2 separate regions of the Homo sapiens genome follow, and region 1 is linked to region 2. A link is a loop called in an ENCODE intact Hi-C map of the cell type or tissue named here. Cell type or tissue: mammary epithelial cell. All regions are shown on one strand. Each heading gives the region's core, and the rest is flanking DNA. Links, peaks and the distances in the headings are about the cores only.

Region 1 (16,056 bases), core at 4,657-12,656, 180 kb before region 2:
CTTATTCATCTTTGTATCTCACAGCCTGAATATCGTAATGTTTTTCACATAGTAGATGTTCAACAAAACATATGTTTTGGGACATTTTTAGATTTTTTTTTTTTGAGATGGAGTCTTACTCTTTTTCCTAGGCTGGAGTGCAGTGGCAAGATCTGGGCTCACTGCAAGCTCCACCTCCCAGGTTCACGCCATTCTCCTGCATCAGCCTCCCGAGTAGCTGGGACTACAGGCACCCACCACCACGCCCGGCTAATTTTTTTGTATTTTTAGTAGAGACGGGGTTTCACCCTGTTAACCAGGTTGGTCTTGATCTCCTGACTTCGTTATCCTCCCGCCTCGGCCTTCCAAAGTGCTGGGATTACAGGCGTGAGACATTTTTAGATTTTAATGGAAGCTTTGCATGCCATATGATTTAAGCTGTCTGATTATAATGAATTCAGGGCTGGGTCTGTGCAAGAGTAGTCAATTTTAGAACAGAAAATATTTCCAATTACCTTTAGCCAACGAAATGTACTACTCAACTGATTGGTAAATCATATGTAAAGATACAGATTGAAGGAATTTTATTCAGCCAAATGATTGTCTTATGACATTATTTTTTTTTCTTTAGTTTTGTATTTTGGTCATTGCAACTAAAATTAATTAGCATCCATCCCAAAAAGCAGTTTGAAGAATACTGGTAGATGAGTATGTCAACAATAGAATATTTTGGACATGGACCAAAGAGCAATTCAAATACTGTTCAGCCAAAACACATCAGATGGAACACTTGCATAGAAGACAAGTTGAAGGGTTAATAGGCAACTTTCTCTGCCATGGTAATTATTATTGCCCTGGCTACATGTTTGAATACTAATTGAAAGATCTTGCTGCAGTAAGTTATTCATCAGCCAGAAATACAAGTGAAAGAAAATGTATTCTTTTGTGAAGTCCAAATGTTGCTTTTATATCTAATGCTTTCATAATAGTACATTGGAATTCTACTATTTCCCACACTATTTTAAAGTACAAATACTTGAAATTGAAAAAAAAAGGGACATTGGCACTTAAAGTTCTCTTTTCTAATATTTATTATAACTTTGGCAGAACTTTAGCCTTAGGTCAAAGCCATGCAAATAGATGTTCTTTTACAGAGTACAATTATGCAAATTACAGGCTTATTTATAAAGCTTGTTTTATCTAAACTAAGATTTTGTTTATATAATTGAATTTTTTGTGATTTCTGTAGACATTCTATCTAGATGTTTGAAAAATAATCTTTGGCTTTGCACAAACAAAATGATGGCTAAAGTTTTCTTGTGGTGTCACATAGTCACAGTCTTATACATGCTTTTTTTCTGATTTGTACTAAATTTTTAAGAAAAATATATTTCCCACTAAATTCTAAAGAAAGATAATACATTTTCTCTGCATATGAAACTCAATAAGATCCTTAACATTATTTAAAAATTTTTATTATAATTTATATTATGATTTGAAACAATTGCATTGTTTCTTCCTATTAAACAAGCTGTGAATGCCTAAATTGCATAAAACATAAGATATTCTTTATTTAAAAAAATTAACAAAAATTATCATTTTCTTTTTTTTTTTTTTTTTTTTTGAAGATGGAGTCTTGCTCTGTTGCCCAGGCTGGAGTGCAGTGGCACGATCTTGGCTCACTGAAACCTCTGCCTCCTGGGTTCAAGCTATTCTCCTGCCTCAGGCTCCCGAGTAACTGGGATTACAGGTGCACGCCACCATGCCTGGCTAATTTTTTGTATTTTTAGTAGAGACAAGGTTTCACCATGTTGGCCAGGCTGGTCTTGAGCTCCTGACCTCAAGTGATCCACCCGCCTTGGCCTCCCAAAGTGATACCCATAGTAAAGAAACCGTTTACTGATCTTAGATGCTGCTTAAGAAGAAAGAAAAGTAAAAGGAGGAAAGATGAACTTATATAGGTAATTGGCTGCTGTTGATATAGAGTGTTAAGGAGTGAAGAGGAAAGTCTTACGGTCAGATGACCTCAGTTTATGGTCACCTAGCACCTTGTGCCATGTCCCCTAGAATTGATTGAATGACACAAGCTTCTCAGCCTCTCTGAGCCTGTTTCTTCAGTCCTGTGTGGTTGCTGGGAGGATGCGAGGTGGTATGCACAGTACTGGACAAGGGGCCCTTTTCACTTAGACACTTATGAGGGCAGTTACATTATCACCCTCATAATAAATTCTTTTTCTTTTTCTTTTTTTTTTAGATAAAACTGTCATGGAAACTGCTACTTTTAACTCCTGATCACTAAGTCTTTTCCCATCAAACATTGCTGTCCATTTTTGTTGCTTTCTATCATGTTATGCATATAGGAACTGCTCAATAGTGGTATTATGCCTGTAGGAACTGCTCAACAAGTGTAAGTGTCAGATTAAGGGTAATGACAGTGGCTGTGCTGCAGACACATGCATTTAAAGATAAAGGTGGTTGAAGAATTGCATGTGGTTTCTGCAAAGAGCAAAGCGATAATTATTGTGTGTGTTTTTTCCTATCTTGCAGATCTTTGGGCAGACTGACAATATTCTGTTGATGCCAAGAAACTATTTTAGGGGGAATCTCTTTCAGGGAAATCTTAGCAAAAGATCCTAGGGGCTGACACACAGTGGCTCCCAATAAATGGCTCATGAATGTAGGGATTATAGTTCCATCAGTGGTCCCTGTGGCCTATCCTATTCTCCTAGGCTTTTTGTGTTGTTTTTTTTTTTTTTTTTTTTGACAGGGTCTCTTTCTGTTGCCAGGGCTGAAGTGCAGTAGTGGAGTAGCGCAATCATGGCTCACTGTAGCATTGACTCCCAGACTCAATTGATCCTCTTACCTCAACCTCCTGCGTATCTGGGACCACAGGTATGCACCAGGCCCTCCTTTTTTTTTTTTTTTTTTTTTTTTTTATTATTAGAGATTGGTCTCACTATGTTGCCCAGCTGGTCCCAAACTCTTGGGCTCAAGCAGTCCTCCCGCCTCAGCCTCTCAAAGTGCTGAGATTACAGGTGTGAGCCACTGCACCTGCCCAAGCAGTTCTAATTAAAGTATGCATGCTCCTTTGTGTCATTGTATAGTTGTATGCACAAAAAGTGCGGAAGGAAACATTTAAGAAGTTATAGCTTTTATTACAGTTCGAGTCTTTAGAATATCACAGGAGAACAGAGGAGGGAAGATTAATAGTGAGAATCTCGTGGTTAGAGTTCTACATGATTCTGTTCTTAGGACTGGAGACATGGAAATACGGAGGAATCTTTCAGAGCTCACTGTTCGCTAGTGGGAGGGCAGTATTTGGTGGAGGCAGGGCAGTCAGGTAGCACCTGGGGGAAAGGATCTTGACTTCATGTTTAAAACCTGTTTGACCTCTTCATCCTTCCCACTCACGTTCCACCTTGCCAGTTGTCAACTGTTGTGTATGCAGGCAGCATCAGTTTCTGCCCCTCATTTCTCTAAGAATCTTCTAAAATTGGAGATTATCTTGGGTCTCTGAGACAGGACCTTCTTCTCATCCACCCTCATATCCCTGCACAGTCTCAGAACTATGGTAATGCTGTGGTAATCTATAGCCACTTGGGTCTGGAGGGGAGAAGGAGAGACTAGGCCATGTACTGGAGCAGATCCACCTTCCAAGCCCCCAGCTAAGTGTGGGTATTACAGATGAGGTGAAGGTGATCTTTTCTCAGGGTCCGGGATGAGAAGCTGAAAACCTGAATTAGATTATAAGTACTTATGGAGATTAAAAGAAAAGGATACTCTTCTCTGTGGTGAAAGATTATTTCTGCCATCTGTTACAGATATAGATAGCCTCACCTTAATTTGGCCAAGGGTGTGGACAGGCACCCTGCTGTATGTACTGTGGAGAGCTATGTTGAGGAAGAAATGGGCTTCCACGCTGGCCTGTGATCCTTTTAATGTTCCCATGTCAGCCTCTTTTCTTATTCTTGGGCTGTCTATCAATCTCCTCAGTTTTTTTTATTTTTAGTTTTTTTTTTTTTTTTTGAGACAGTGTCTCACTCTGTCGCCCAGGCTGGAGTGCAATGGCGTGATCTCAGCTCACTGCAACCTCCACCTCCTGGGTTCAAGCGAGTCTCCTGCCTCAGCCTCCCGAGTAGCTGGGACTACAGGCGCCTGCCATCACGCCCAGCTAATTTTTATGCTTTTAATAGAGACGGGGTTTCACCATGTTGGCCAGGATGGTCTCGATCTCTTTACCTTGTGATCCGCCTGCCTTGGCCTCCCAAAGTGCTGGGATTACAGGCGTGAGCCACTGCGCCCAGCCTTATTTTAGTTTTTTTAATTCTACCTCTGTCCCATTATTTTCATCAGACAGCTTAGCCTGGCTCTGCACAGAGATGGAGACCTGCCACTACTTAAGCTTTGGTTTTAGACAGATTTGAGTTCAAATTCTGGCCTAGACATTCATCAGCCATGTGACCCTGAATGATTAACACAACTTCCCGCCCACCCCCCACCCGTAAGATGGAACGAATGTTAGAACCTACTTCATACGAAACGGTTGTATCAAATGAAGAATGCCATTTAAAAATCTCACTTTGCAGGATGATGGTGCCTGATACAGTGAAAGCCTTCCAATAATTATAAGGTAACATTATTAATATTGTGGGTAGTTGCTTTTACCTAAGTCTTAACCCAGTCTTACCTCTTTTGTTTTTTATTAGAGATTTCGCCTTTCCCCCAAGGCTGTTCCTTCCACTTATACAGCTCATTGTCACTTTTTGTCTTTTCCATTAAACTGGGAGTATCTTGAGGAAAACTTTCACTTCAGTGAGCAGCATAGTGCCTGATGCGTAGTAGGCAATCAGTAAGTTTTTGTTAAATCTATGGGTAAATGAATAAAAGATAATGATTATTGAAGAGCTATGTGATATGACTGAAAAGGACCTGGTCTTGAGCAGCTTCTTATAACTTTGGGGCCTTGGTTTCCATATCAGAAAAATGTAGGGATAATACAGAAGGGGTAATGATACTCTACTTGGACTATTATAATATTAATATGTATAAAATATTTAACATATATAAAATATAAATTATATATACAAAATACATAATTGATATATATAAAATATACAAGGGATGGTTCCTTGCATGGTCATTGTAAAACAACTAAACGGAGAAATATAAGTGAGGTCATTTAAATAAAATTGCATTTTCCAGTAGATGCATTTCACAACAGAATTGTATCACTTTAAATATATAATTTTAGTATGAAAGGTAAGGTTCATAATAGAATCAGATGACATTTTGATAGTCTTTCTACTAAAGAAAATATCTATGGAATAAGAGCATTTCTTAATTTAGCAAATTTAAGATTTTAAAGTGTCTTGTATTAAGGTCTAAAAAGTAGTGTTCTTGATATTGATCATGTGAATTTTTAATAAAGGAATATTTGTAGTTTTTACTTATTTCAATGGTTATTTTTAAAGGAAAAATTTTAGGCTGGGTGCAGCAGCTTATACCTGTAGTTCCCCAGGAGTTCAAGACCAGCCTGGGCAACTTGACGAAACCTTGTCTCTACAAAAATATAAAAATTAGCCAAGAGTGGTGGTGCATGCCTGTAGTCCCAGCTACTCGGGAGGCTGAGGTGGGAGGACTGCTTGAGCCCAGGAGGCGGAGACTGCAGTGAACCAATATCACACCACTGCGCTCCAGCCTGGGCCACAAAACAAGATTCTGTCTCAAAAAAGAAGGAAAAATTCTAAAATGTTTAATTTTCCTACAAAACTAGAATTTTTATTCCTTAAGTATTGTTAAAGTTTGATATCAAATATAACTTATTAAAAGAGATTAATATAATACCAGGCAAAATGAACACACAAGTTATTACCCTGGTAGTTTGAGTCATTTCAAATTTACTGATATAAAAAATGAAATACTCTCTATCTAATTTGCAAAATAGGTACGTGAATTAATGCTTGTCATTTTGTATGCTTGAAAGTTGGGAGTGACTCAACCTATAACCAAATGTTAGAACTTAAACACTGGCAGGCCCTCTTCAGCATTATCAGACCTAAGAAAAGTTTAGACATTCCATATCATTTGGGTAGGTGAGAGCAAAATGAAAGGAAGAAGGCTGTTTTTATCCCCAAATGAAGTAGAGTTTAAGATTATTCACTTTATATTTAAGCCTTTCATAGGAGTTACTTTTTCTATGAAAGCCAAAATTCCATCTTTCTCTTACTGCATTTAGAATTGCAGTTCTCGTTGTCCACTGGATTTCAGGCTGTACTCTATTTGGAAGATTGCCAGACCATCTCATATTTTCTGCCTCCATTTAAATTTAAATAGTACTTAGTGACCACTGGGTACATGCTTCTATAACGGGCATATCACAGCCTACAAATCATAGAGGAGACATGAACATTTCCAAACAGGCCTTTTATCTGCTCCAAGGGTAAGCAAACACAGCAAAAGGCTTTTGAGCCATGGGTAATCATGGTTTTCCTGAGAGTTACAGTTGCCTTTACTGTGGCTAGTGGCCTGTTTTATACTTCAAAATACTTATTTGGAAGAGTTCAGTCACCATCTTTACTAGATTATTTGGCAAAGAAAAAAATCATCTGAAAGCTGACTGGAATTTGGTAGCAATGAGTCATCTTCATAAATCAAGCCCACTACTTTTTGAAAAAGTCATGTGCATAGAGATTTCATTTAGCTTAGAGCACTGGATTTATCTTGCCTCACAATCTTTATTCAGTAAATATGTGCGGTATATTTAAGGTGTAGAGATAAGGAAGCAGATAGGATCCCATCTTCAATAGAGCTTATATTCTAATAAGTGATAAAATAAAAACTAAAAATGTACACAGAAATGCATTCATTTACCTGATATCTGTTCAGCACCTTCTGTATGTCAGGTGTTGTGTTAGGTACTAGAAATTGAGCAACAAAGAAGACTGAAGTGGCCCCTGTTCTCAAAGTAGGCAGCCTAGCAGGGAAGACAAACATACCAACAGAATAACAGCAGATTATATTTAAAGATCGTGAAAAAAGAGACTGAACCAGGATAGCTGAGAACAGAACCTGGGCATATCCAAAACTAGTTCAAGGGAATGGGCTCTCACTGGGAGATGGCTGACAAGTGCACCTGTTATTTTTATAATTCTAAAAATAACATGGCCTTAGATTATCAACTCTTTACAAAACAGGTCTATGAGAAGGCTCAAGATGTACATTAGATTACTGCGTAAAACACCACAAATGCTTTCAGGCTCACAAGTCCAGTCGTACTCAGGGAATTCACCATGCAGAGGTTTTGTTTATAATGATTTCTACAGCTGTTAATGCACCTTGCAAAGTGGTACTATTGCTAGTGGTTCCAGTGCCCCTTTGTTCCTTGCTGAAATAATAGCCCTGGGTTGGAAGGCAACAAAACTCGGTCAGTCACCCCAGTTCTCTTCATTCTTTCTTTGCATTTCAGTTTAGCATAATTATCTTCCTTTCTTGTGCTAAAGGAGAGGCCATGGAGAGCTTGGACCGCAGCAATTCTGTGTAGCTTCCGGAAGTTTCCAAAGGAGGAAGAAAGAGAGGGAGCAGGTACATCTGTTCCCTGCACTCCATCTTTTCCTCTTGAGGAAGGGAGAGGCAGGGAGCTAGAAGCCAACGGGCCTCTGGATTCTCAGCCAGAAATGGCTCTCCAGACTTCTACTCTACTGGCTGTGGGATGTGACTCATTCCTGTCTGGAGGAAGAGTTTAACCTGACTTCGGCTGGGAGTCACAACCAAGCACGTAGGGCATGAATCACAATCTGTGAGGGTGGAAAATACCTACTGATGACTCTGATATGCTTCTCTCAATATTTGTTGCCCATGAAAAATCCTAATATTAGAGAATCACACTGGGGATTTCCTCCCCTGTGAATAGCCAAAGCACCCTAGTAATAGAGTGATATGGAAGATGCAAATTAAAGCTTGCTTTGTTTTCAGTTCATAGGGCAAAAAATAAAGGGTTGCAAATTCTGTTATCACTTGCTGTTAAACAGTCCTGTGACTTATTTTTCTGTGTAGGGATCTTTCATATGTGATTGAAACTAGCAGGTAATATATCTGTATTATTGTTATATCTAATACCTCTAATTCCTTTCAAATTGGGAATATTGTCTTTATAAATGCCATTGAGATCAAGTATAAGAAATATTAACATTATCTTTTGCCTGTGCTCTTGTCTGAACCCTCTATTCCTAGTACTGCTTATTTAGTCCAGTGATATTTTTGGTTAACATTGTAAAAGCATATTTTACATATAGTAAAATGTACTGTTAACTGTTTAAGTTATGACAGTTGTATAGCCACCACCCAAAACAAGAGATGGAGGACATTTCCAGCACCCTTGTACCCCTTTCATGTCAACCTTCCTCCACATGGTCCCTGCAAGCACTTAAAGACTTCCTCCATAAATTGATTTTGCCCATTCTTGAGCTTCGTTCTAAAGAAATCATGTAAAATGTAGTTTTTTGTGCCTGGCTTCACTTAGCACAATCTTTCTGGGGATTCATCTGTGTTATAGATATCAGTAGTAATCTAGTGTATTGGAACTATAAGAATATCTAGAAAATGTATTTTGAATTAAATCTTGAAGTATTCGTTTCTTATAGGTAGCAGACTAACAATCCTTAACCTTCTAATTCTGTTTTTACTTTAAAGTCAGGTAGCTTTTGGTCTTAGTTATTTTTGTAATCTCTTTAAGCAGTTCACATAATGCCTTGCCAATTATAGGAAATTAGCAAATGTGTTCTTAAGTTGGAAGAGAATGTGTGAGGAAAATTCACTCCTATCTCATTTTACAGAAATTCAGATTTTAATTGTCCTGCTGTAATTGTGAAACTGAACTGCACATTCATTCTGAGGATTATTGCACTGATGAGTTTACTGATGAGTGTGACACTGGTTCGGAGGGAACTGTTTGCAGACTCTCCCTATGTATAAGGAGTTCATGTGTAATAATTTATTTCTCCAGAAGGTCACCTTTTTTCCTACTGATTTTTTTTTACTGGTAAAAATATTGCAAACAGATATTGTTAGTCTCGTTTGGTAACTGAAAGAGCTCTGAGAACGGAAAAGTTAGAGTGACCTATCCAAATGAAGGAGCAGTTCAGTGTTGGTGCAGGATATTAGATTCCAAAATATTTGTTCAGGCCCCTTTTCCAAGTTCCCAGGGAAGTTACTGACACTGATGTTGGTTTCTTTTAAGAATGACTCATGATTTTTCGAGCCTGGTTTCCACTCTTAGTCATCTTCCCTGCCTGAGTTAAAACAGGCTTTAGGCTCTCACTGAATTCCAGCCTTGACAGAACCCCCCACCCCCACCCCTGGGCTTTTGATTCCCACTTCCTAGCTCAGCTACATTCCAGTCTCTGGAACCAATTCTGACTCCAGGCAGGCAAGATGAGACAATTCAGCATTTACTATCAGTCCAGCAGTAACCTTTCAGTTCTAATAATTTGGCTTGTCCTTTTCCTCCTCAGTTGTTCAGACTCCTTTCTCAGAAACATGCCTAGGACCTCAGTCTCTTTAGTTCTTTGGATTCTGTGTTGCTCTTGTCAGTGTTTACTATCAGTCCAGCAGTAACCTTTCAGTTCTAATAATTTGGCTTGTCCTTTTCCTCCTCAGTTGTTCAAACTCCTATCTCAGAAACATGCCTAGGACCTCAGTCTCTTTAGTTCTTTGGATTCTGTGTTGCTCTTGTCAGTGTTTCCTAATCACCCTCTTGCCCTGGAAATAAAGTCCTCTCCAATGTGGTGCTACTTCTCCTCCTTCCTGTAGCAGACTCTGGTTGTGGCCTGTCTGTGCCTACAGATTTAGTGACAGGAGCTGTACTTTTCTGTTCCCTTCTTTAGCTGTCATACTGGTGGTATCTTAAATCTTAGCCCTAAATTGTGATGAAACTGTTGTATTTTCACAAGTCTTCCTTAGTCATATTGTGCTGTCTGTTCTAAGTAGGGCTGTGAATAAGAGTGGGGTACAGTTTCCTGCAATAAGAGATGGGAGGCTTAACTTCAGCTTGGCACGTAAGAAAGATCAAATGTTTACTGCAATGTGGGAAAACCACCTCCTGGGCATAATAGAAATCCAGGCCTGGCAGTAAACAATTCTATTCAAAAGCAGCTTCTCAGGGCTGAGGAATGACCTAGTTGAGTGGCATGACATCTGAGCAGAACTAGCAAGGAGGCTTGGTGGTATGCCGCCTTTTAACTCCAGCACCTGTGGCTCTTGAGCATTCTCCTCATTCTTCAGTATGGAAAATGGATATTTTCTCAGTCTTGTGCAAAAACAGCTTCAAGAAAAGTCCCCTAGTCAAAAATTCCAGTATTTGGAAGTGTACCAGGAGTCCAAAAAGTTGAGAACTACTCCTGGCTTTTTCCTTCCCTCCCTCACACTGACGGCATTCCTGAACTAGCATGCCTGTCTGTCTCTACATTTCTGGGTGACTGCCTCATCCCAGGTGGCCTTCCTCCAGCTGTGAGCTGGGTGTGTTCCCAGGTATTTAATCCACCCTTGGGGCAAGTTCTTCCAGGCAGCCTCCAGTGCCCCTTCCGGGATCCTGGCTGGATCAGGCTGACTGTCCTTGGAAGTGAAAGAGGCTACATATGAAGGGGAGAAGGGTCCTCTCTGCCTCAGGAGAAGGAAATTAGTTACAGGTGCATGCATAGGCAAAATAGCCCCAATCCTGTTGTGATATAACAGAATTTAGAAGACATCTGGCTCAAATTTTAATTTTCAAAAAGTGATAAATTCTGTGAAGAGGTAACCTGTAGAGTTTATTGTCAAATTAATGGTAGAGCTACTGTATGTGCCACTGTCAGTTGTTAATTATTATTATTATTTTTTTAAGTTCTAGGGTACATGTGCACAACATTTAGGTTTGTTACATAGGTATACATGTACCATGTTGGTTTGCTGCACCTATCAACTCATCATTTACATAAAGTATTTCTCCTGATGATATCCCTCCTGCAGCCCCCCACCTTCTAATAGGCCCTGGTGTGTGCTGTTCCCCACCCTGTGTCCAAGTGTTCTCATTGTTCAATTCCCAACTATAAATGAGAACATGAGTTTGGTTTTCTGTCCTTGTGATAGTTTGCTGAGAATGATGGTTTCCAGCTTCATCCATGTCCCTGCAAAGGACATGAGCTCATCCTTTTTTATGGTTGCATAGTATTCCACGGTGTATATGTGCCACATTTTCTTAATCCAGTCTACCACTGATGGACATTTGGGTTGGTTCCAAGTCTTTGCTATTGTGAATAGTGCTGCAATAAACATACGTGTGCATGTGTCTTCATAGTAGAATGATTTATAATCCTTTGGGTATATACCCAGTAATGGGATGGCTGGGTCAAATGGTATTTCTAGTTCTAGATCCTTGAGGAATTGCCACACTGTCTTCCACAATGGTTGAACTAATTTTCACTCCCACCAACAGTGTAAAAGTATTCCTATTTCTCCATATCCTCTCCAGCATCTGTTGTTCCCTGACTTTTTAATGATCGCCATTCTAACTGGTGTGGGTTGGTATCTCATTGTGGTTTTTATTTGCATTTCTCTGATGACGGGGGATGATGAGCATTTTTTCATGTTTCTGTTGGCTGCATAAATGTCTTCTTTTGAGAAGTGTCTGTTCATATCCTTTACCCACTTTTTGATGGTGTCATTTGTTTTTTTCTTGTAAATTTGAATTCTTTGTAGATTCTGGATAGTAGCCCTTTGTCAGATGGGCAGATTGCAAAAATTTTCTCCCATTCTGTAGGTTGCCTGTTCACTCTGATGGTAGTTTCTTTCACTGTGCAGAAGCTCTTTAGTTGAATTAGATCCCATTTGTCTATTTTGGCTTATGTTGCCATTGCTTCTGGTGTTTTAGACATGAAGTCCTTGCTGATGCCTATGTCCTGAATGGTATTGCCTAGGTTTTCTTCTAGGGATTTTATGGTTTTAGGTCTAACTTAAGTCTTTAATCCATCTTGAATTAATTTTTGTATAAGGTGTAAGGAAGGGATCCAGTTTCAGTTTTCTACATATGGCTAGCCAGTTTTCCCAGCACCATTTATTAAATAAGGAATCCTTTCCCCATTTCTTGTTTTTGTCAAGTTTGTCAAAGATCAGTTGGTTGTAGATGTGTGGTGTTATTTCTGAGGCCTCTGTTCTGTTCCATTGGTCTATATCTCTGTTTTGGTACCAGTACCATGCTGTTTTGGTTACTGTAGGCTTGTAGTATAGTTTGAAGTCAGGTAGCGTGATGCCTCCAGCTTTGTTCTTTTGGCTTAGGATTGTCTTGGCAATGTGGGCCTTTTTTTGGTTCCATATGAACTTTAAAGTAGTTTTTTCCAATTCTGTGAAGAAAGTCATTGGTAGCTTGATGGGGATGGCATTGAATCTGTAAATTACCTTGGGCAGTATGGCCGTTTTCACAATATTGATTCTTCCTACCCATGAGCATGGAATGTTCTTCCATTTGTTTGCGTCCTCTTTTATTTCATTGAGCAGTGATTTGTAGTTCTCCTTGAAGAGGTCCCTCACATCTCTTGTAAGTTGGATTCCTAGCTATTTTATTCTCTTTGTAGCAGTTGTGAATGGGAGTTCACTCATGATTTGGCTCTCTGTCTGATATTGGTGTATAGGAATGCTTGTGATTTTTGCACATTGATTTTGTATCCTGAGACTTTGCTGAAGTTGCTTATCAGCTTAAGGAGATTTTGGGCTGAGATGATGGGGTTTTCTTTTTCTTTTTCTTTTTTTTTTTTTTTTTGAGACAGAGTCTCACTCTGTCGCCCAGGCTGGAGTGCAGTGGCAGGATCTCGGCTCACTGCAAGCTCTGCCTCCCGGGTTCAAGTGATTCTCCTGCCTCAGTCTCCCAAGTAGCTGGGATTACAGGCACCTGCCAGCATGACCGGCTAATTTTTCTATTTTTAGTAGAGACGGGGTTTCACCATATTGGCCAGGCTGGTCTCGAACTCCCAACCTCAGGTGATCTGCATGCCTCAGCCTCCCAAAGTGCTGGGATTAGAGGTGGGAGCCACTGTGCTTGGCTGATGGTAGGGTTTTCTAAATATACAATCATGTCATCTACAAACAGGGACAGTCTGACTTTCTCATTTCCTAATTTAATACTCTTTATTCCTTTCTCTTGCCTGATTGCCAGAACTTCCAACACTGTGTTAAATAGGAGTGGTAAGAGAGGGCATCCTAGTCTTGTGCCGGTTTTCAAAGGGAATGCTTCCAGTTTTTGCCCATTCAGTATGATATTGGCTGTGGGTTTGTCATAAATAGCTCTTATTATTTTGAGATATGTTCCATCAATACCTAGTTTATTGAGAGTTTTTAGCATGAAGGGCTGTTGAATTTTGTTGAAGGCCTTTTCTGCATCTATTGAGATAATCATGTGGTTTTTGTCATTGGTTCTGTTTATGTGATGGATTACGTTTATTGATTTGTGTATGTTAAACTAGCCTTGCATCCCAGGGATGAAGCTGATTTGATCATGTTGGATAAGCTTTTTGATGTGCTGCTGGATTTGGTTTGTCAGTATTTTATTGAGGATTTCTGTATCGATGTTCATCAGGGATATTGATCTAAAATTCTCTTTCTTTCTTGTATATCTGCCAGGCTTTGGTATCAGGATGATGCTGGCCTCATAAAATGAGTTAGGGAGGATTCCCTCTTTTTCTATTGATTGGAATAGTTTCAGAAGGAATGGTACCAGCTCCTCTTTATACTTCTGGTAGAATTTGGCTGTGAATCCATCTGGTCCTGGACTTTTTTTGGTTGGTAGCTATAAATTATTGCCTCAATTTCAGAGCCTGTTATTGGTCTATGCAGAGATTCAACTTATTCCTGGTTTAGTCTTGGGAAGTTGTATGTGTCCAGGAATTTATCCATTTCTTCTAGATTTTCTAGTTTATTTGTGTGGGTGTGTTTGTAGTATTCTCTGATGGTAGTTTGTATTCCTGTTGGATTGGTGGTGATATCCACTTTATCATTTTTTATTGCATCTATTTGATTCTTCTCCCTTTTCTTCTTGATTAGTCTTGCTAGCGGTCTATCAATTTTGTTGATCTTTTCAGAAAACCAGCTCCTGGATTCATTGATTTTTTTTTTTTGAAGGGTTTTTTGTGTTTCTGTTTCCTTTAGTTCTGCTCTGATCTTAGTTATTTCTTGTCTTCTGCTAGCTTTTGAATGTGTTTGCTCTTGCTTCTCTAGTTCTTTTAATTGTGATGTTAGGGTGTCGATTTTAGATCTTTCCTGCTTTCTCTTGTGGGCATTTAGTGCTATAAATTTCCCTCTGCACACTGCTTTAAATGTGTCCCAGAGATTCTGGTACGTTATGTCTTTGTTCTTTATTTCTGCCTTCATTTTGTTACGTACCCAGTAATTCAGGAGCAGGTTGTTCAGTTTCCATGTAGTTGTGTGGTTTTGAGTGAGTTTCTTAATCCTGAGTTCTAATTTGATTGCACTATGGTCTGAGAGACAGTTTGTTGTGATTTCTGTTCTTCTACATTTGCTGAGGAGTGCTTTACTTCCAATTATGTGGTCAATTTTAGTATAAGTGCTATATGGTGCTGAGAAGAATGTATATTCTGTTGATTTGGGATGGAGAATTCTGCAGCTGTCTATTAGGTCTGCTTAGTGCAGAGCTGACTTCAAGTCCTGGATATCCTTGTTAACCTTCGTTCTCGTTGATCTGTCTAATATTGACAGTGGGGTGTTAAAGTCTTCTGTTATTATTGTGTGGGAGTCTAAGTCTCTTTGTAGGTCTCCAAGGACTTGCTTTATGAATCTGGGTGCTCCTGTATTGGGTGCGTATATATTTAAGAGAGTTAGTTCTTCTTGTTGAATTGATCCCTTTACCATTATGTAATGGCTTTCTTTGTCTCTTTTGATCTTTGTTCGTTTAATGTCTGTTTTATCAGAGACTAGGATTGCAACCCCTGATTTTTTTTTTTTTTTTTTTTTTTTTTTTTTTTTTTTGCTTTCCATTTGCTTGGTAGATCTTCCTCCATCCTTTATTTTGAGCCTGTGTGTGTCTCTGCACTTGAGATGGGTCTCCTGAATTCAGCACACTGATGGGTCTTGGCTCTTTATCCAATTTGCCAGTCTGTGTCTTTTAACTGGGGCATTTAACCTATTTACATTTAAGGTTAATATTGTTATGTGTAAATTTGATCCCGTCATTATGATCTTCGCTGGTTATTTTGACCGTTAATTGAGGCACTTTCTTCATAGCATTGATGGTCTTTACAATTTGGCATGTTTTTGCAGTGGCTGGTACTGGTTGTTCCTTTCTATGTTTAGTGCTTCCTTCAGGAGCTCTTGTAAGGCAGGCCTGGTGGTGACAAAATGTCTCAGCATTTGCTTGTCTGTAAAGGATTTTATTTCTCCTTCACTTATGAAGCTTAGTTTGGCTGGATATGAGATTCTGGGTTGAAAATTCTTTTCTTTAACAATGTTGAATATTGGCCCCCACTCTTTTCTGGCTGTAGGGTTTCTGCTGAGAGATGCGCTGTTTGTCTGATGGGCTTCCCTTTGTGGGTAACCCGACCTTTCTCTCTGGCTGCCCTTCACATTTTTTCCTTCATTTCAACCTTGGTGAATCTGACAATTATGTGTCTTGAGGTTGCTCTTCTTGAGGAGTATCTTTGTGGTGTTCTCTGTATTCCCTGAATTTGAATGTTGGCCTGCCTTGCTAGGTTGGAGAAGTTCTCCTGGATAATATCCTGCAGAGTGTTTTCCAATTTAGTTCCATTCTCCCTGTCACTTTCAGGTACACCAATCAAACATAGATTTGGTCTTTTCACATAGTCCCATATTTCTTGGAGGCTTTGTTCGTTTCTTTTTCTTCTTTTTTCTCTAATCTTGTCTTCTTGCTTTATTTCATTCATTTGATCTTCAATCACTGATATCATTTCTTCCACTTGATCAAATCAGCTATTGAAGCTTCTGCATGCGTCACAAAGTTCTCATACCATGGTTTTCGGCTCCATCAGGTCATTTAAGGTCTTCTCTACACTGGTTATTCTAGTTAGCCATTCATCTAACCTT
Region 2 (16,056 bases), core at 4,354-12,353:
GATTCAGATTCAGGGGTGTCTGAACTCATATCCCATCCACTTTCCACAGCCTCCTGCTGCCTCTCTAACATCATCAAAAAGAAAGAAGTGGGGAAAGATTGTGAGGTCAGAGACGTCTCCTGTAGTAGAGATAATTTCCCCTGAGTAAAGCTTCAGTAGCAGTCAGTGAAAAGTGAGCCCTGAGATCAATAGCAGTGGGAAACCCAGCAGAGTGAGCCGTTTGTACTGCCTGTCTTATGCTGGCTGGGTGTGCACGTGTGCACATGTGATGGAGAGGATGAGGGTCTGCCTGGTTTTCTTGCAATAACTGTCCTTAACCATCATGCGATGCCTTCTCATTGTCAGAGTTTGAAGTCCACACCCACATGTTTAATCAGCCAGTGTATCCAGATGTTAGATCTGTATTTGGAGTTGTTGTTATGCCTCTTCTGATGACTCCACAGGTAAACCACAAGCTGGCAGTTGCTTGAGGGGACAACAGTTCTCTATGCCACAGGTGCACACCTCATTTTACTGCCAACTCAGATTTCTTTTCCAGACAAATTGCCATAAAAAGGGGGGAAGCACTTAGCCACAAGGATTCTGAGATAGGGAAAAAAACATGACATAAAAAAGAGACAGTGGGTAGCTCAGCGGGGCAGTATCCACGGGTGGACAGAGCGCTGGGACGCAGTCCAGGCTGTTTTCTCCTAGCTCTGCACTATGACCTGGAGGAGGCGTTTCACTCCTCTGGTCCTTAAATGATTCAGCTTAAAATAGGAATTGGACCTATTTTATCTAAAGTCAGATTATGTCACTTTCCTACTTGGTGCCCTCCAATGGCTCCTCATTTCCCTCCGAGGAAAAAAATGCCCAGATCCTGACAGTGGTCTCTTATTCCTACCCTGCGTGCTGTCTGTGAACCATGGAGACCTGCTCCTGCCTCAGGGTCTCTGTCATCACCGTTCCCTCTGCCTGGGACTTCTTCCCCCAGGTTTCCCACTCCTTTGTCTCCTTCACATCCTTATTCAACATCATTCTGAAGGAGACCTTCACTGGCCACCTCCCTAGACACAAATGCAAGCACTCCCTGCCCTGCTTAGTTTTCTCCACAGCACTTACCACCAGCTCACATACTCTACCTTGTTTTCTCTGTTGATTTTCATACTGGCAAGACTATTTTGAATGATAAGGGGGAAATGAAAAAACAAACAACTGAAGTTAATCAAATAAAGGAACATGCCTTTTAAAAATTAAGCTGCCCATAGGGAAAAAGTAGGAGAAAAAAATAGTAGCAGCTGCAGCTTTGGTAAACCCTGGTGTGTAGTCCTATTTTTCAAAATATTTTGGAATAAGGAGGCAGAAATAAAAACAAATTTAGCATGCAAACAAAAAAATAGTTTATTGGGAAGATTACTTGTGCAGCTTTGAGATAGCAGCAAAATATTTTTATGACCTTGGCCTGATAATATTCGTTCTAATTTATAAATTGTTCTTTTTGGCAGCTGGATCATGAATCTAATTGGGCGATTTCACAGAGTTTCTGGATCAGAAAAGATAACCCCACGATGGGAACAGGACTACCATCTGCAGCCTATGGGCAAACTGGGATTATTTTATGAATATCTTGAAATGAGTAAGTTGTTAGTGAAGTTTTTAGTGATATAAAACATGTTAGAGTATGTTGTGGATACCAAAAGCATCTGTTATTGAGCCATATTAACATTTAGCATATTGAAATGAAGAAGAGTATGTTTTTCTCCACTAGATAAAATTATACAATCCAGCTTTCAGATAAGGTGGTCATGTATGTCTTTGTCAATATTTATGTTGTAAAAAGCTAGAAATTTATTACTGGGCAATGAAATGGAATATTCATTGAGGTACATCTTTACCATTAATTCTTTTTGTTTGTTTTTTTTGAGACAGAGTCTCACTCTGTAGCCCAGGCTGGAGTGTGGTGGTACAATCGTGGCTCACTGCAACCTCCACCTCCCAGGTTCAAGCAATTCTCCTGCCTCAGCCTCCTGAGTAGCCGGGATTACAGGCATGCGCCACCACACCCAGCTTATTTTTGGACTTTTAGTACTGACAGGGTTTCACCATGTTGTCCAGGCTAGTCTCAAACTCCTGGGCTCAAATGATCCACCCACCTTAGCCTTCCAAAGTGCTGGGATTACACGCATAAGCCACTGGGCCCGGCCATCTTTACCACGAATTCTTAAAGCATTCTAATCATGTTGTCTGAGAATGAACTCAGCAACTGTAATTAGATGTGATTCAGCTTGGCCTGGAGTCCGTGCAGGCACAGCTGTTGGCCGATACAGTTCTGAACTGAGTCAGTTAAGCAAGCCTGCAGGAGCATGCAGCTTCGTGGCAGGAATGGTCCCGGGATGCCCACTTTCACATCTCATGCCTGCCTTTGACAGCCTATTTCTTCTGGCCAGTGGTTTCTGCCTGGTTCCTTGAGTGACTTCATGGCTCATAACTGGCCTGAATTTGGAACCATTGTGCTGGTCTGGAATTAAGATTTAGCACAGGTCCTCTCTTTCCTAAATGCCTTGGTCCATTTTTATATTATTTGCTTGGACTCTTAATTCTTTTCAGTAGAACTTGATTTTGACCTCTCAGTTGCCTTTAAACGGAAGCATCTCAAAATAGATTTCCATAGGAAACACCACCTTTTGTATTATGCATGACACGCTTATATCTAATAGATGGCTAACAATTTACATGGTTTTTATCTGTGCCCTTTCAGCTAACCATTGCATTCAATTACAGTTTTTTTTAAGCTTAGGAGAATAGAAAAAGAAACACATCATTTTTGTTGACAGGCTTTGCATTTATGCACAGGGCTTTGCATGTTGGCAAAGACACCCCTTTGTGGTTCCTGTTTACAAGTCTGCAGTTAGAAGGTGGTTTTTATTAAATCACATTCTATATATAAAATAATTGCTTTTAAAAATATACATTATACATGGAAACACATCTGCTTCCTTCAATGAGTAAAAGGTTCATCTTGTGGCTTCTTTAGTCAACAGTACTTTGCAGCAGCCTGGAGCCTGTTTTGAATTTCATTTTTGCTTTGTTATGTTTTGTGACCAGGTTTTATTAAGGGTGTAGCTGCAGTACATATGTAGAAGCTGTCCTTAGTTAGTTATTATTCTGCTGATTTTCAGAAGGACTGTAAGACAATTACCTGTTGTTCAAAAATGAGTCATAATTGTAAATATTTCTTATTGGAACTATTAACAGCATTTTTAAAAATCCTGGGGCAGAATGTCATTTATTATTTTTAAAAAGTTATTTTTCTGTAGTTGATTAGTCAAATAAATGACATCAGAAGGGAAAGTTATATGGTCATGTGCTTTGGGGAGAAGTTGATAGGACTTTTAGAGTTTCATAGGCTCTTTAAAATAGTTATCAACCAAATAATTCTGCCTCATCCTGCCCTACAAGAAAGTATAGAATAACAGCTGTTATAGACAGATTTTTAGGTTTATTAGGTTGTTTTCCTGTTATCTAAATAGTATCTAATGACTTAGAAAACTTGATTTCTGAATTTCTGGGAGTAGGCAGTCTGTCACTGTGTGGGCAACAGGAGAGTGAAATCTGTGTTTTGTCCTTCTAGTCTGTGAGAGACATAATTTCCAAGTGCCTTTTGAATTGTTTTCATTTCCCTAGAAATAAACATTGAGTGCCTTTGGTATTGGTCTCACCACCACACAGTCCCCTCCTTCCCATTTCCCCATATTCCTTAACAACACCACCATCTACCTTTTAAATTGTGGCTCTAACTGCTTAAGGGAAACATCTTCCGGAAAGCAAGCCTCCAGGCTTGCTTGGCCTTGCACCCAGGCTCAACTCTCTTTCCTTCTTTCCTACCTGACAAGTCCTGCTGAGCCTCAGCTGGGCCCCTGAACTTTTCAGACAGCTTTGCTGCTCTTTTCTTCTAGGTGTTAGCAGCACCTGCTGCCTGCCGTGGTGGTATACGCTCTGTGCCTGCCTCTCTCCCCATTGCACCGAGCCCGATGGAGGCAGCTACTGCGTCCTCTGCTAGAGCGCCAGTGCCTGGAACCTTATACTCATAAACATTTAAGCAACTTGAACTTGGAGCTCCAACACACATATAAAACTGTTAGTTGATTTCACATTAACATCCTTCACCCACTTCTCACCAAGTTCTGTATGACCTGTTTGAGTGAAACGTTTTTTATTTAGTGAATTTCCCACCATCCTTTGAGATTATTGGAGTAACTCTGAGCTGTTAACCCAAATTGCTTCTCTAAGAGTGTTCCTGACTCCAAGTACACAGACACAGAACATAATAAACGTAGTTGTCTGTATTCAAACCTGGAAGCCATAAATACTGTTTTGTACTCAGTAATGTACTGCAGACACAGGTGTCCTGAGAACTTGATGAGGCCTTCCTGGTGGGCAAGTGCCATAAACAGAGTGCACTGAAGTGATGAGTGGGCCCTGTTTGTCTCTGGCACTGCCTCTTCCACCCTTGCCGTGGTACCTTGATCTCACTTTCATCTGTCTCCAAGTTAATTTTTTAAAATCTGCTAAAACAATGACCTTCATATATGATTTTCTCCATGTAATGAAGATCAGCTATTCTTCAGCAGCTCCTCGTACCCCTTTCTTTTTCTTCCTCCTATGCTGAACCCACCGATGCCTCTGCTGCACTCTCCAGGACTCAGGCCTTCTTCCCTTCATGCTCTCATCTCTGCTTGGTTCGAGCCCATCACCTGCCATGAAGTCTCCTAACCTTTGCAGGATGAGCTTTCCAAAAGGGCAACTAGGTAATTGGGAGGATTTGCAGTCCTCCAGCTCTTCATTTGTTCATTCATTCATTCACTCATTCATCCATTAAACATTTATTAAGCACTTGCTGTGCCAAACACTCTCAGTTGCTGGGGATACCAGGGCACTTGGTCCCTCCCCTCACGGAGCTCAGCGCTTGGTGCATGGTTAAGGAGAATGCTAATCAGACTTCCTTGAGCAGGTGATATTTGAACTGGATTTTGAAGGGTGAATGGAAGTTAGTTATCTAAAGTATGGTGAAGAGAATGGACATTTTGTGTGGAGAGGTGGACATATTTAAAAGTACAATAGCTTGATCAAAGAATGGCAAGTGAACAAAGGACTCACAGGTGGGAATATCAGGTAGGCAGGGGCCATATCATGATGGGTCTGGTGTGCTTAGCCTGAGGACTTGAACTTTATTCTTAAAGAAATTAGGATCCACTGGAATATTTGTAAACAAGATAACTGCATAACATTTATGTGGAATAAGATCAATCACGCAGCAGAATGGAAGATAATATTTTGGATGAGATTCGTGGTGGGAGGGAGATGATTTAGGAGGCTACAGCAGGTAACCCAGACAACAAGTGATAGGTGCCTAAATAGTGGGCATAGGAGTAGAGAGAGGGAGATGGATTTGGTAAGTGTTAAAGCGGTGAATTGCATAGCAGATGAGGAATAAAATTAAGATAACTTCCAGGAGACCATATATGCAGGGCAGAACATAAGGAGAGGAGCTGTTCTCTAGGAAATGCCTAAGTGTTGGATATTTTTAGCATGAAAACATCTGAAAGGCAATGTCCATTAGAAAGTTGGACACAACAGTCAGGAGCTCAGAGGAGCCATGGGTGAGGCCACGAGGGTGAATCAGGCATGCCTAGCAGGAATATCAAGAGAGATGGACAGAGAATTGATGATGAGGCCCGGGGGTAAAGGGACATTTGAAGAGTGAAGAGTGAGGGAGGCTCACAAAGAAAAAGAAGAGCAGAGCAGTGGGAAGAAGTCTAGCAGAGTTGTGTCAACACAGAGAAGGCTTGGGAGATGATAACGTTGCTTCAGAGGAATTTGGACATGATGGAAAAGGGGCATAATGGGAAATACAGAGGGGGAAGAAAGGAAGAGCCAGCACCTACACAAGTCCTAATTGCTAGACCTGGGTTGGGAAGTGGAAGCAGTGCTATAGCTAGGTAGGGCTTTTTTAGTTTTTTTGTTTTTCAATATATATTTTGACTTTTTAAAACTAAGTAAAAAAGAAATCAAGGGGAAACAAATATTCCACAGCAGGGGGACTGTTTGACCATGTCACATAAATCTTGGCCGTACATTTCTTATGGCCATGTTACAAGAAATCACAAAAATCAGGACTGAAAAGGAACATCAGCTTATGAACATGCAGCCACTGGCAAAGTTAGCAAGAGTAGGTCCAGTGCAGTGGTGAGGGTCTCAGCAGGATGCGGGGCTTCAGGGAGTAGTTACTCTACCACTTGTTGTGAAGGTGGACACTTCCTTCAGAAAACTCAACTGTAACATGTAGAAGCAAGCAGAGAAAGCATTAGAGAGCAGTATAGGATTATGAAAAAGTTGCAGGCAAGGGTTGTTTTTTTTTCAGTGGGTGTTTTGCGTTGACTTTTTGTTGTTGTTATTCTTGGTTTCAAAAGTTGCTTATAAAATTTTTCTCACTTGAATATCAGAACAAATTATATGGGCTTTTTCTGGTGTTTTATTTTTAATATAATATTTTTAATCCATCTGGAATTTATTTTGGTGTCAGAAGTGATGGCCCCATACCAATTTTTCCCATGACTTAGCTAGCTGTGTCAATACTTGCATCCACTGCTTCAAAGTATCACTTTATAATATATAAAAACCCATGAATATTTGCATCTCCTCTTAAAATTCACCCTGGTTAATTCATACTATCTATTCATATACTAGTTCTAAACTGTTTCAATTACCATAGCATTATAATACACTCAATATCTCCCAGAGCTATCCCATTTTATTTTTTCACAATGTTCCCAATACTGTCTATGCAAACATCCCTGTTCATTATTTTACCTGTTTATATTTCTTGAAGAACTTTAGTATCACTTTTCAGCTTTTCTTTTCTTTCTTTGAAAGACAGGGTCTCGCCCTGTTGCCCAGGCTGGAGTGCAGTGGCACAATCCCGGCTCACTGCAACCTCCGCCTCCTCATCTAAAGCAATCCTCCCACCTCATCCTCCTGGGTAGCTGAGACTACAGGCTCGTACCACCATGCCCAGCTAATTTTTGTATTTTTTGTAGAGACAGGGTATGTTGCCTAGGCTGGTCTCAAACTCCTGGGCTCAAATAATCCTCCCGCCTCAGCCTCCCAAAGTGCTGGGATTACAGAGATTAGCTGCCATGCCTGGCTGACCTGTCAGCTTTTTTTTCTTAAATCCATTTGGGATTACTAACAGAATTTACATTAGAATTCTAAATTATTTTGTGGAAAAAAAATTTGATATGTCCCTGAATTCAAGTTTGCCCAATCAAGAGTTTGGCACATCCTACCACTCATTCATTCATCATTATTTGTTTTTTCTTAAGTCAATTATCATAGTGGTCTTAGTTTTCTCATTAATTTATTTCTAAATAGTTTATGCTTTTGTTGTCATTATAAATGGTATCTTTTCTCTTTTGGATTTTTAACAAGGTTTACTGATAACATAATCCTAATCTCTGGCTTCTCTTGAACAATCAGGAGATCTGGCAACATGGAGCCCTCATTCCAACATGGCAACTATGAGCTGTCCCTTTCCATAGGACACACGCTTGCTAGTTTACCACAGTTGACGGGCTGACTCCACACATGGCTATTACTTGCATGCCCTGCGGGCTGATGAGTTATTTAGGGTTGGGTGAGTCATAGGGAAGTTGACATCACTGCTTATTGCTGCTGCTCATGACTCTGTAGCATCACCAACTCTGGTCCTTGCCTGGCTGACTTCTCTGCATGAGTGTTCCTGCCTGGCCTGTGGGACTTACTGGATCCTTCTAGCCCTGTCTGCTCTTCTGCAACATGCCCTTTGGCTCTCTGACCAGAAGCAAATGCCAGCTCTGCTTGCCTCGCCACACCCTCCACAGCCTTGCCCTTCCTGACAGAGTCATCCCTGCCCCTTGTCTGAGCATGAGGCCTAATGGAACTCTATGTTTTCCTCCCATCCACAGTTTTAGTTACATATCTGTAGATGTTTCCTCTGAAGGTCTGCCAGTTAGGAGGGCAGGGTCTAAAACTTGAGGATATTTTCTTACTTCTTCCTCTCCGTGGTATCACTTACCCCAAAATCTCTGCTGCCCCATTTTTAATAAGGCCGTGTCAATTACAAACAAGGAGAAAAGAACTTCTAAGCCACCACTCAAATTTTGACTTATTATGACCACAAGGACTGCAACTAACTTCAAGATTCTTAAGGAAGGATATTATAATTTATTAAGACACTTTTATCACATATATTTCTGTGATTTCTATTACTGTCAAATTCTCTGAATGCACTGCATTTGCATTTGCAGACTCAGGGGAGCTCACTCATTTGCTTGTTCTCAGCATATTTCTTCTAACGTTCTCTAAGTATAGCCTTCCCATGGGTCCATTTCTTTTTGTCTTTAACTTGTTAGATAATGCCACAATATTTCTTTTTTCTTAAAAAAAAAATCCTAAACCACAAATCTTCTTTCAACATTCTATTTCAACACTGAGAATGAATAATATGCTTATGATGTCTCAAGTTTATTACCAGCGAATAATTCTGGTTGACTAAAGATGTCTAAATATATTGTTCCTATTAAGTGTATACATGTGAAAGAAACAGGCTATAATTAATCTTCTTTCCAGAGATTTTATATTTGTGTTTTGTTTGAATTCTTTCACTGTTGAACACTAAATTATTATTTACCACAGATGTGTTTTCTCTCTGGGATTTAGTTCGTTTGCCTTTCTCTTTCAAGAGTAAAGGAAAATATGTTGTCCTTCCATCCACCACCACTCCATGATGTGTGTCCATTCCATTGACAGTTATTCAGTTTGGGTTCGTCACCTTATTTGTGGCCTCTTTTCCACTGGCCCCTCTGTTGGCTCTCGTGAACAATATATTGGAAATAAGAGTGGACGCATGGAAACTGACCACCCAGTTTAGACGCCTGGTACCAGAGAAAGCCCAAGACATTGGAGCATGGCAGCCCATCATGCAAGGAATAGCAATTCTGGCTGTGGTGACCAATGTGAGTAGACCTAAGCTTTACAGAGTAAAGACCTTGAAGATGCATTAGATTTGCTACCTAAGGAATCAAATGTTTAGTGTTTTTTAAAATGAGAGGAAGATGCTAAGTCTGTCATCCACATAAATGATATAGTTGCTATATATAACCACTTGTTAAATGTATTTTCATTTTGTATATAATTATTTTTAACTGTCAAGACCTCCTATACAGGTACTGTTATTGCTCATTTGCTAAAGTTTTTATTCAGTATGAAATATGGTAATGATAAGAAGTACTAACACTTTTAATCCTCACATAACTATAAAAGGAGTTATCAGAAAATGTTTTTTTTATAATGTGGGTAGAAATCTGTTCATTTAGAGTTTGAGGGCCCTAAAATAAGATCATTCTACCATATTTTACTACTACATATTCCAAAGCATCACCCTAAAATATTGACTCTGATGGTGAAGTATAAACACTTTGTGCACTCCTAATTACCTTCCTTGACTCCAGAGCAGCAGCTCTTAAAGGAGGAAGGTGGGTGGGTTTCATCACCCTTCCCACCCCACCCTTAGGTCTTTGCTCACCATGCTTTGGTCATTGGCTGAAGCAGCCTCATGCCCTGTATGTATCCCAGCTGTGAGGGGACAGAACTCAGTTGTTTACAGCCTGTATTCATTGATTATGGGCCATCTGAACAGTGTCATTTTTATGTACAGGCACACAGGAAGTTCTCAGGCAATGCAATTTTCATGCCAGCCCATTAGAGGACCACCTTCCCAAGAAGTATCCCAAAACTAGGGCCATTTCCTCCCATATTTCACTGACAGTCTCACTCCCAGGTGAACCTCCCTAACAAAGTGATTCCCCAGTTTTGTTTTCTTAAGCCACATCTTCCCTGAGTCCCCAGCCAAAACAACAGAAGTTGGCAGTGCCTGTAGTTTAGGCTCTGGATGAGGGAAGTTACTGAGCACTGTAGGCTCTAGAGTCAGGTAGACCCGAACTCCACTTCCCAGCACTGTAGCTCTGAGCTGCATGATCTTGAGCCAGGCCTTACCACTCCAGAGCCCTATTTTATTATTTGTAAAATTATTAATTCCCTACCACATATCATAAGAATAGTACATACCAACCACAGTGTTAGGGAATTCATTGAGTTAATGCATGAAGCCTCGTTTCTATTGAATGTTAGCTGCTGTTATTTTATCATCTTCATTACTCATCATTGTTATTAACAGTAACGCTGTGAGGACTCTGACAGGTACCCCAATTGGAGGCACAGGAATTCCAAAAGCAACCACTGTCTGGACAATGGTTACAGTTTTATACAATAAAACAAGTTATCTGGAACCTAGCTGTCATCCCTACCCCAGAACCGTACATTTATCTGAATTGCATGCTATCTGTACTATTTGGAGAAAGTTGCAAATCGCACACAAAAACCAACTACTGGGGTATGTCAGTTTCCTTTCACCCAGGTACCCCACACCTTCAACATCTACTGTGCTGCAAAATGAAGACTGCTGTTTAGAAAAATGGCAGTGAGGCCTTTCAAGTTCCTCAGTCATAAAACAATGAACATGACAGCACGTTCAATATGCTCTAGTACACTAAGCTGGACAAGAACATGGACTTGTGTGCTTTAAGAAAATTTTCAGCAACAAAGTTTGAAACTAAAAGGGTTTTTATTTTACCTTCAACTAACCAGAAAATTCAGTTGACTCAAACTCTCCCTATTCCTCAAGCATTCTAGATTGATTGTATTAGGTACCTTTTCCCAGCATCCATGCCATGGCTCTACTCCATGAGCACAGATGGAGGATTGGCTGTTTCCAAGGCGACTCAGTGTGTGTATGTGTACAGACATTCACTCTGGCTAATTGGTGCTATTGGTTCTTATCCAATAATGGCTTTTTCTTATCACTTAACCTAGGAAAACTGCTTATTAGATTTGTGACATTGATTAAACTATGGGCAATCCCTTTTTCCATATTAGGATTTGTTATACTTCCAAGATGGCAGTTATACATCCACATACATAGACATCTATGTTTATATGTGTGCTTGTGCAAGCATTAAATGTGTGTCTTATTCCCTCAAACACCCAGTGTGTATCTCACAACCTACTGTCTACAAAAAGAGAATAACCACCAGGATGAGAGTGGGCATCAAGCAGGAATTTGGTATAAAATCATTCATTTTAAAGCTGCTGGTTCAATAAATAAGCTGAATTGACATTGTTGTATCATGCCAGAGCATCTGTTATTGAAGACCAATTTTAATTTATTTTTATATAAATGGAAAACTGTGTGCAGAACAGCATGGGAAATGAAACACACTGCATTTATTTGTGCTCTTGCAGCATGTCTCTCAGAGCAGCTCAATTCAGGAAGAAAAGTATCTTGTCAGAAGACAATAGAATTATCTTCCTTGTTGGAATTTTTTGTAGCTTCTGATGCACATCTGCCAGTGATTCTATAAAAAGATATAGTTGAGTTAAATGATAATAGCAAAATTTAATCTATTGAAATCTGAGGGAAAAAAGGTAAAATATTCGTGTGGCTCCCCAGTACTGACAGGCAGAAACACACTCATATGTATATGTACATTTTTCACATCAGAGGAAATGACAAAGCTGGTTCTAGTGAGGGAAATTTTGTAATAGAAAAGCCCCCTAATTGTTTTTTCTTGCTTTGCCTGAGATTTGGTTTGTGGTCTCACTATGCCTAAACCATATGTTCAGATGAATACTATTAAAAATCATGTTAAGCCAAAAACATGTCTACTTTTCTGCTTCATCAATGACAATCATTTAGCTGTTTTATTCACATAGAATTTGGTTTAAAGTAAAAATCCTTTCTCCTTCCTTCCAACCAGTTTTACACACTGGAGAGTTTAAAGCCCAAATTAAAGAATTTTAGAGAAAATTCATATAATTCAGAATAGCTTTACCTCCTAATAGATGTCTCTCTGATACACAGGTTTATGATTGGCCCATATTTACTCCTTTTATCTAGGAACATACTAAATTTTCTGTATGTTGTTGTTCAACTTATAATTTTCATAACTTCATCCACTTAATCTTTTTGAAGTTTAGAGACTTAGATACTAGATCAGACTAAACAGACATTATTGTTTGACTATGAATGGGACAACCCCAATATAATTCTACTACCCAAATTTTGTTAAAATTAATAAATGCTCACACTCTATAATGAAGCAACAAACATAACCATGTACTGAGAGTTTAAAACAAATCAGGTCATGGTTTGACTTGTGTAAACAAGTCATAATACTATACAGGAAAAAAGTGAACTTAGAGGTCATTATTTAAATTTAGATCAAGGAAAACATGCAGTTTACCTTCTGTGTTTATGAAAAGAGCTAAATCAATTATATAAAGCTCAATTATTTTCATAATGTTGACTCTGATTACATGTGCAAGTCTTCTAGGCTGAGATCAGTGGCTCGTACCTATAATCCCAGCACTTGGAGAGGCTGAGAGGATTGCTTGAGGCCAGGAGTTCCAGACTAGGCTAGACAACATAGTAAGACCCTATCTCTACAAAAAATGTTTAAAGATTAGCCAGGCATGGTGGAGTGTACCTGTAATTCTAGCTACTCAGGAGGATCACTTGAACCAAGGAGTTCGAGGTTACAGTGAGCTGTGATCATGCCAGTGCACTCCAGCCTGGGCAACAGAGCAAGATCTTATCTCACTATCTGCATATATTTTGCAGTTAAGAAAAAATTAAGATTTCTGAATCTTTAAAAAAAATTGACACGATGAAAATAGTAATTCTGGCATATTTGTTAACCTGACCTATACAAACTATAACTTCGGCCAGGTGCAGTGGCTCACGCCTGTAATCCCAGCACTTTGGGAGGCTGAGGTGGGCAGATCACCTGAGACCAGGAGTTCGAGACCAGGAGTTCAAGACCAGCCTGGCCAACATGACAAAACCCTGTCTCTACTAAAAGTACAAAAATTAGCCAGGCGTGGTGGCACGTGCCTGTAATCCCAGCTACTCAGGAGGCTGAGGCAGGAGAATTTTTTGAACCCAAGAGGTGGAGGTTGCAGTGAGCCGAGATCGTGCCATGCAGCCTGGGCAGCAAGAGCGAGACTCCGTCTCAAAAACAAAAAACTATAACTTCATTTTCGCTTTGTTTTTCTCCCAAAATAGGCCATGATCATAGCTTTCACGTCGGACATGATCCCCCGCCTAGTGTACTACTGGTCCTTCTCCGTCCCTCCCTACGGGGACCACACTTCCTACACCATGGAAGGGTACATCAACAACACTCTCTCCATCTTCAAAGTCGCAGACTTCAAAAACAAAAGCAAGGGAAACCCGTACTCTGACCTGGGTAACCATACCACATGCAGGCAAGTTCTGCTTTACTTGTTTAAAAATGCACTTCATCTTTAAAAGGGTTTTTCTTGTGACTTAATTCTGTTTGGTGTCATTTTTAAAATTTTTATTTCTTTATAACTTCAGGATCAATCAGGTGCTTTGGTGTCATTTAAATCAAGCTGCTAGAGACATTTTTTCCCCATAGCTTTCTCTTGAGTGAAACTCAGAAAATGTATATATATGTATATTTATTAAAAAGTTAATGAAGACTAGGGGTAAAACTTTCAGACCAGGGGTAAAACTTTCAGACCAAACCATAAAGATTTAAAGTTGAGAGTTTCAAACGATTACAGGGAGATTGATTCCAAAGAAAAGTCATAGAAATAGAGAAACTTCAAGAGGTCCAAGAACCAAGATAATTCAGTTGTTAATACTATTGTGTTATTCAAGCACAATCTGAAGATATTGAATGATGGCAAACTAGCACCTCACATAACAGGGACATACAAAGATAAGAGATGTGAAATCTCAGCTGAACAGTATTATCTAAAAATATTCCAAAGTTCTCTGCATCGATTTTAATGGCTGGTGAGTTCAACAGTGGACAGTATGTACCAGGTAAATTACCAATTGATAAAGTTTGTGAACTGTAGGTCATCAACCTTTTTTCCTGGACCATAGAGTTTTACCTAAAATAGGAGGCTTTAAAGTTTATTTAGTCCAACTCCTCAAAGCCTTCACTAACTCAGATTCTCAATGATGCAACCAGGAAACCAGAAATAAGCCCAAAATAAATGTTTGTGTTACACCTAGTGGAGCCTCTTTACAATTCTGCATCAAATCTGCTTATTCTTACTTTCCACAATTCTAATCAGAAATTAAACTCTTCTAGGTTTAATAGCTTACAGGCATAAAATTAGAGATGTCCTACCTGAGGAAGATACACTAACAGCAGTTAACACTTGATATCTGACAACAAAGAATTAGGTAAAAAATTATAACAAGCAGATAGCACTCTGTATGAGGAGAGAGAGTCCCATAGCTGAGTGAACCCTGATGATACCATTATATAAATAAATTTATAAATATGATCCCCAAAACAGGAATTGTTTTGAGAAAACAGGGATAAATGTTGGGAGAACAAATTTAAAACTTTAGTTCTTTTATAAAGATGGATTCTTTTCTACAAAGATGGACCATGTTATTACCATCATTCTCTGATTAAATATTAAATGAGGCACTACTGTAGTTATTTTGGGGCTTTGTTACCAAATTGAGCTTTAAGAGAAAATGTATGTGATGTCCAGTTTAAAAGAGCATTGAATCAAATATGACTTTTTTTTTTTTTTTTGAGACAGCGTCCTGCTCTGTTGCCCAGACAGGAGTGCAGTGACACCATATCAGCTCCCTGCAACCTTCACCTCTCGGGTTCAAGCAATTCTCATGCCTCAGCCACCAAATAGCTGCGATTACAAGCACGTGCTACCACACCTGGCTAATTTTTGTATTTTTAGTAGAGACGGGGTTTTACCATAGTGGCCAGGCTGGTGTCGCACTCCTGGCCTCAAGTGATCCACATGCCTCAGCCTCCCAAAGTGCTAGGATTACAGGCATGAGCCACTGCACCCGGCATGACCTCTTTTTAAATGGGGCCTTTGTTTACAGTATTCAGTCAAAAAGATTTGTCTCCCAATATGTCTCCATTTTGTTTTCAGGTATCGTGATTTCCGATACCCACCTGGACACCCCCAGGAGTATAAACACAACATCTACTATTGGCATGTGATTGCAGCCAAGCTGGCTTTTATCATTGTCATGGAGGTAGGAAAAGTATGCTTTCAAACAGTTTATAAGGATGTGTATTTGCAGACCTTCCATTAAGTGTTGCCAACTCCATACTTAACATGTGTGATACTTTCTTCTTATCACTTGCTAATATTTTAGGAAATATGTTAATCAGTATTGACCTGAAAATACTCAACTTCATTAACGAGAGCATTATCTGCTTTTAAAGTTTAAAAGCATGTTATGCGCAAAGGGGATTCAATTTCATTCATTACTAACTTTTTAAAATGTAGGGCACTGGGCAGCATGTTGGGCTATGAAAGGGCTTATGCAAGATGGGTACGATGATGTGATCTCTGCCTGTGAGAAACTTTTATTGCTGGGAGAGTTTGAAATTGACCAGCTCTGAAAAATTACTAAGGCAACTATAAATTTGTAATTGATCTAGCCAACTGTGCTTCCTATGCAGAGTGAGTTAACTACTGCCAAATTACAAAGTATCAGAGTTTAATTGCTTAATTGGTATGGTAGATAGGATTGTATTAAGCTGCAAGAAACAGAAAATGCAGTCTATGGTGGCTTAAATAAGGTTGATTCCCCTCCCCACAACCTATATGATAGAGTTCATGAAAGTCTGTGGTTGCTCCTGAATCAATCAATACCAGTTCACTGATGGAAGCAGTCTATCCAATTCTTGGGTTTGCTCTCATATATGTGTCCCCTTTATGGCTGCTGAAATTCCAGTTAAAAAATTACATGCAAAGCAGGAAGAAGGGCGATGCTAACCACATCCAGTCCTTTTTGTCAGGAAAGAATGCTTTGCCAGAAGCCCCTACAGTGGACTTCCACCTACATCTCATTGACCAGAACTATAGCATGTGGTTTTCCTAGCAGCAAGAGGG

What was found. Peaks named below come from ENCODE experiments on the same cell type or tissue, not always from the same donor. Only the 100,000 strongest peaks of a DNase experiment are listed, where the experiment ranks them.
Region 1: it touches region 2 in a loop (10-fold over the local background); 2 of 110 quality-filtered maps call a loop at or near these places.

What each region holds. Positions count from the first base shown.
Region 1 is chr12:45,225,403-45,241,458 of GRCh38, forward strand. The region is part of intron 1 of ANO6 (anoctamin 6); the gene reads left to right. Among named protein-coding and RNA genes, the nearest start is that of ANO6, 17 kb to the left of the region's middle. In mammary epithelial cell, for the core only: no CTCF peak of the experiment used is centred there; DNase peaks (open chromatin) are centred at 6,609, 7,739, 9,259, 10,459 and 1 weaker place; H3K27ac peaks cover 5,642 bases.
Region 2 is chr12:45,407,873-45,423,928 of GRCh38, forward strand. It overlaps ANO6 (anoctamin 6), which reads left to right. Exons shown (of 20, transcript NM_001025356.3): 16 at 1,485-1,615; 17 at 8,827-9,032; 18 at 13,199-13,401; 19 at 15,085-15,190. All of the region lies in intron 5 of LOC105369743 (a long non-coding RNA gene), which reads right to left. Among named protein-coding and RNA genes, the nearest start is that of ANO6, 200 kb to the left of the region's middle. In mammary epithelial cell, for the core only: no CTCF peak of the experiment used is centred there; a DNase peak (open chromatin) is centred at 7,689; H3K27ac peaks cover 1,030 bases.